Linked DNA regions of Mus musculus: region 2 is linked to region 1. The links are chromatin contacts, found by Hi-C or POLR2A ChIA-PET in ENCODE. All regions are on one chromosome and are shown on one strand. The core of a region is the stretch at or near the end of the contact, and the rest is flanking DNA. Distances in the headings are between cores, read along the strand shown. Region 1 overlaps Abca4 (ATP-binding cassette, sub-family A (ABC1), member 4). Region 2 overlaps Abca4 (ATP-binding cassette, sub-family A (ABC1), member 4).

Evidence for each region. Hi-C counts contacts between places; a loop is a spot of excess contacts on that map. ChIA-PET counts read pairs that join two places held with the same protein, here RNA polymerase II (POLR2A).
Region 2: a map of heart shows a loop between it and region 1 (7-fold over the local background). The contact joins two enhancer-like sites. A Hi-C loop is called at or near these places in 3 of 37 maps with a recorded cell type or tissue (all heart). POLR2A ChIA-PET finds 5 or more read pairs at or near these places in 1 of 5 experiments (Patski).

The regions. Positions count from the first base shown.
Region 1 is chr3:122,076,859-122,079,587 of GRCm38, reverse strand. All of the region lies in intron 6 of Abca4 (ATP-binding cassette, sub-family A (ABC1), member 4), which reads right to left. Among named protein-coding and RNA genes, the nearest start is that of Abca4, 34 kb to the right of the region's middle. Within about 2 kb of position 1,332, at least 1 of the 3 ENCODE cell types and tissues checked has a DNase peak (open chromatin) inside an H3K27ac peak, as active enhancers do; it is heart, where a contact is called at or near this core.
Region 2 is chr3:122,120,942-122,123,670 of GRCm38, reverse strand. Abca4 (ATP-binding cassette, sub-family A (ABC1), member 4) reads right to left here. Exons shown (of 50, transcript NM_007378.1): 19 at 1,866-2,040; 20 at 1-112. All of the region lies in intron 2 of Gm40138 (a long non-coding RNA gene), which reads left to right. Among named protein-coding and RNA genes, the nearest start is that of Gm40138, 4.1 kb to the left of the region's middle. Within about 2 kb of position 1,375, at least 1 of the 3 ENCODE cell types and tissues checked has a DNase peak (open chromatin) inside an H3K27ac peak, as active enhancers do; it is heart, where a contact is called at or near this core.

The sequences.
Region 1 (2,729 bases), core at 83-2,582:
ATGAAGGAGCAATGAAATAATTTTATGGTTGGGGTCACCACAGCGTGAGGAACCATATTAAAGGGTCACAGCATTAGGAAGGTTGAGAAGCAATGGTCTGGTGTGTGCTTAGTGGCCCGCCTGCATTCTCCTTCCTAGTTATTTTCCACGGGACGATAAATGCTAAGGCACACATGTTTTGGAGAAGCCATTTACATCTCAGAACGAGCTGGCTCCCAGCAAGCCTCCCTCTGAATCCACCCACCAGCTTCTTAACCATGTGGCTATAAATTACAAGATAACTTCCTCAGGGCTCACTCTTCCTTGAATTCTCTCCCCGTTATCAATTCCAATTCATAAGACCTGCTCCTGCCAAAAGAACCAGGCTGTAACTTTACTTGAATGGAAACACTTCCAGAAAAGGGGTCAAGGACCAAAGTGGCAAATACTACTATTACATATGTCCCAGACACCTATATATGCAAGTTCTCTTAATATTTCAAATGACAAATAACTCTGTGTCATCATTGGGGTTGGCACTGATAACTTGAGATCAAGGTCTAATTAGACTTCTTACGGACTACTGGATCTACAGATAGGGTTGCTATCTCTATTAATTGTGGTTGGTCTGAGTGGTTCCTGGGCAGTGAAGCTCTACTTAAGAAAGTGATGTAAGGACCTCACTTGGGGCTCCTAAAGACCTCTGTTAAGATTCTTGAAAGACAAAGTCTATTCCTTCCCCTTGGATCTGCTTTCTGTTTTCCAGTGTGAAATGAAGTGTACCAGCTCCTTAAACATCTCGATGATAGTCACTGATTCAGTGGCTATCACTTCATCAGCACAGGAAAGGATTTGCCTATGATTAATAGTTTTTTTTTCCCCCTCTAACTCAAAGGAGCTGATCTGGAAACAATATTCATTTCTAAGCTGAACATATACCCAATGAGTGGGTAGTTAGGTAGGATCAGGTTAAAGTGTCTTCGTGAGGATAACATGGCCTCTGGGAGACAGTGGAAGATTCTGGACTCGGGGATGCGTAACTTGTCTCGAAAGCATCTAGAACAGAAGTTAAGAGCCAGTGAGGCTGTGGACACTGGGCAGGCAGCCCTGCGTGCTAGGTTCCTTTCCCAGGAGCTGCTACAGGAAGCCCAGGTTTATCCGGGAGGGAAGTTGTTGCTAGGCAACTGGATGACTGTGGATTTAAAGCATGTTTGTTGCAGCCTGACAGTTGTTAAGCATTGGATAAAAAGAGAGGAAACTGCTTTGGTGCTGAGGGGGCAACCAGGAGAGGCGCCCTGCGTGCTAGGAAATGCGTCATGAGTGGAGAATTCAGACTCAGTTACATGAGGGGTGAGGGACATGCCAACTGTTTCCACTGGGAGAGGTCATCCAGACGTGCTGTCTGCCTACACTGGGAGGAACAGTGTCTGAAGGTCTAAGGCAGAGGGTGGGCTCTGGATTATGTGAACAGTCAAGTTACGGGACTTTCCTTAGTGCGACAGAAACTAGGCCTCCTTCCCTCCTGACAACTTCTGCCCCAGTGTCTGTTTCTTCTTCTTTTTTTTTATTGGTTTTTCGAGACAGGGTTTCTCTGTTCAGCCCTGGCTGTCCTGAAACTCACTTTGTAGACCAGGCTGGCCTCGAACTCAGAAATCCACCTGCCTCTGCCTCCCAAGTGCTGGGATTAAAGGCGTGCACCACCACGCCCGGCTGTCTGTTTCTGATGAAAGCAAAACTGAGCTTGGAATCCAGAGCGGGCAGCAGGGAAAGGTTATTCTGTGAGATAGACCTTCCTCCAATGCTGGGGTCTGAGGAAGGAGAGAGGGGCCGCTGCAAAGCATAGTGTATTCTCCCCCATCACCTGTCACCCCCTCTTCCTCTGTATGTGTGTGTGTGTGCTGTGTGTTTGTACGTATATATGGTATATGTGTGTCTTTGTGTGTGATATATGTATGTGTGTCTGTGTGTGTGCTGTGTGTCTGTGTGTGTGCTATATGCATGTGTGTTTGCTATGTGTATGTGTGTGTGCTGTGTGTATGTGTGTGTGCTGTGTGTTTGTATGTGTATATGGTATATGTGTGTCTCTGTATGTGGTATATGTATGCGTGTGTGATGTATACGTGTGTGTGTGTGGTATGCATGTGTCTGTGTGTGTGTTTGTGTATATGATGTGTATATGGTATGTGTATGTATCTCTTTTTGTGTATGTGGGTGTATATAATTTATGTATGTGTACATATGTGTCTGTGTGTGTGGTGTGTATGTGTGTGGTGTGTGCTGTGTGTATGTGCATATGGTAGGTGTGTGTGTGTGTGTGTGCTGTGTGGTGTACGTATATATGGTTGTGTTTGTTGTATATATGTGTATGTGTATCTGTAGTATATGTATGTATGTGTGGTGTGTGTATATGTGTGTCTCTGTGTGTGATGTATATATGTGGAAGGTATATGTATGCATGTCTCTGTGTGCATGGTGTGTGTGTGTGTGGTGTATGTGGTGTATGTATTTGTGTATATGTCTGTGTGTGTGTGTGGTATGTGTATGTGTGTCCATAGTATATGTATGTTTGTGGTATGTGTATGTGTGTCTGTAGTGTATGTGTGTATGTGTGACATGTGTATGTGTGTGTGTACATATGTACAGGCCAGAGGACAACTTCAGGGGCCATTTCTCAGGCACCATTCAACCTTTAATGAATGAATGAGTGAATTTATTCAATTTTGAACTTTGAGACATGGTCTCTAACTGGC
Region 2 (2,729 bases), core at 126-2,625, 44 kb before region 1:
TTGTGGACACATGCCCAGGCTCTGCCGTACTACATCCAGGTTGGTTTCAATGTCTTTTCCCCCAATGAGCACAGTTCCTGACGTCGGTGGCAACAGTCCTGTCAGGATGGACCTGCCGAACACAGGGTTAAGTGGCAGAAGAGATGGTTGTTAGAACTCACCAGGGGATGAGGGTAACCCCATACAGGGTCAGAAGGATGCTTGTAGTGACACCTGCCCTATCTCTCTATCAAACTCAAACCTGATGTAGCTGAGGGGCCCAGAACATTTCCACACAGGGTTTACTTAGCACCAGTGCCTTGCTTCAAGTCCTAGTGCCTAGACCACAAGGGCCTTCTTTCTCTACTTTTTATTTCCAAGTGTTCCTGGGCCAGTATCAAGAGCCTCGGGGATTCCCAGACTCAGACACCCCACCCCATCATCACCCAGCCATCATTGCAGCGGTCAGTTGTAGTGCCCACTGGATGGCCACTGTGGTGGTCAGTTGTGGTGCCCATTATGACTGTCTGTCAGAGTGATATTCACGGATGTGGTCAGCTACAGTGTTCACTGTTGTTTTACTCTGTGGTCAGCGGTAGTGTCCACCGTGAAGGTCTGTCATAGTGGTTGCTCCGTGGCTATTGATGTGGCCAGCCATTGTGGCCACTGTCGTAGTCACAGTTGTGGTCAGTTAAAGGGATTTAGGACCCAGCCCCACTGCTTTGCCTGGGCGTGCAGCCCTTGACAGTGGAGAAGCAGGGTTGGTGACTCTCCAAAGCTCAGTTGATGCCAGTGAGAAGCTGGGCAGCCTGTCTGCTGACTGGCTAACACAAACAAATTCGTTTGGGAATTCCAAATGTAAAAATGTGAACAATGTTGTGATTTCTCTTTTCTTTCTTCAATTATACAAAACATGTCTCCCACCTGCTTGGGTAGTTGTCTAAGTTAAGTGAATCGAACATGCTTGAAAAACAAAACAAAACAAAAACAGGCCCCAGCACAAAGTGAAACTTAAAATGTTATGCTATTCCCAGCATTAGGACAGCGCTTGTGTTCCGACCCCAGTGGAAGTTTAGTTTCTGCACTGAGTGAAGTAATGTGTTTGTCTTCTAGAGGTCCTGGGGTCTCGAATGGAGTTTCCTGTCCTCCCACCACGTGAGTTAGCAAGGAGATAGCCTTAGGATGCCACGCCCAGTTCTGTCCCAAGTTCTGATAAAATCGCATGCTATCTGAACCTGTACTTCGAAGCTGAAATGTTGATCAACCACTAGAGGGAAACAGTACCAAGCCCAATGGCACCAGCCCCGCATTCCATTCCCATTGAAAGGCCCGGGAGCACATTCCGGAGCAGGGTGTACACTGCTGTTCCTTCCCGGGGCTCTGCAAGCCAAGGATTTGATGGCTGCTGTCACATGGCTTGTTGACCCCTACCCCTCCTCCACCGGCCCATCGGCCCATCGGAGGTCTGCACCGGAGCCCTGACTGCCTGTTCTCAGCAGGTGGCGCTCGCACCCCTTCCAGAACTAAAGGATGGATGGAGGAGTCCACCCAGAGCCTCAAAGCTTCCTGCCCTTGGCCTTCTGCCAGGCAGCGAGTCTACTTCACTGTTCTCCCTACACTTTCTCAGAAAGGTAGCCATCCCATCAGAGGTCCCACACCAGCACTAAAGCATCCTAATTATTAATTGGTAGGAAACGGAGTGCTACATAAAAATAGCCCGGGGACATGGGCAGCCACGGCTTTTTATCCTCACCGTGGGAGGTGTGTGTGAGTGTATATGTTTCCACCGAAATTCAGTAAGGAAGAACAGAGTGGAGTTATTGGGGAGAGAGAATGAAGCCGGGGAATGATAGGATGGGAGACAGCCTCTCTGGCAGAGAACTCACAAGGTGGTGGTCTTTCCCGCTCCGTTGTGACCCAGGAACGCCGTGATTTGGTTCTCATAGAAAGTGATGTTCAGACGGTCCACAGCTGGCCGGCCACTGGGCTCAAAAACCTTCACCAGGTTCTTCACACACACACCAGGCACCAGCCCTGGAAGCTCGCGTTCAAAAAAGGAGTCTTGGAGGGAAAAACACATTGTAGAAACACCACATGTTAATGACGCCGTGCTTCATGAACACACTGCTTCCTTCAGACCTGTGCTCTGGCTGTAACTTCACCTGCCCATGTGGCTGCAGCTTTGTGAAGAAGATCAAAACAGGAGTAGTCATAGTTGCACTGGCCATAGATTTCACACTTACTGTGAGTTAGGCACTGTTTCCAATGTTTCCCAACAAATCCCTCACTTCACACATATAGTCCTATAGGTAGATATAACTAGGCTCTTTTCAATAGGTTAGAAAGCCCAAGACTGAGAGACATCAAGTGTTCTATCAAGGCTACATGGTGTACAAGTGGCAAGTATGGGCCCAGGGTCCATACCCATCTGAAATAGCTCCTGTCTATTATTGAGTTAACCCCGAGTTCCGTCTTTGCTTCAAGGCTCAGTCTATCGGATCTTCATAGGTTTCTGGCACCAGCCCTGACTCCTCAAGCCAGGACAACCTACTCTTCCTCATCGTAACTCCTTCCTCCCCATGCTCCGTGCCCTTTCCAGTATCAACCAACCTACTCTCCCCCTCCCCGTGACCCCCCACCCCCCACCACAGCATCTTTTCCGAAGTTCACTTATAGAGTCAAGATTACTGTCAGAGTATTAAGTCTAATTAACTAATGGTCCCTTGCTCTGTCCCCAACTCCCGTTGCAT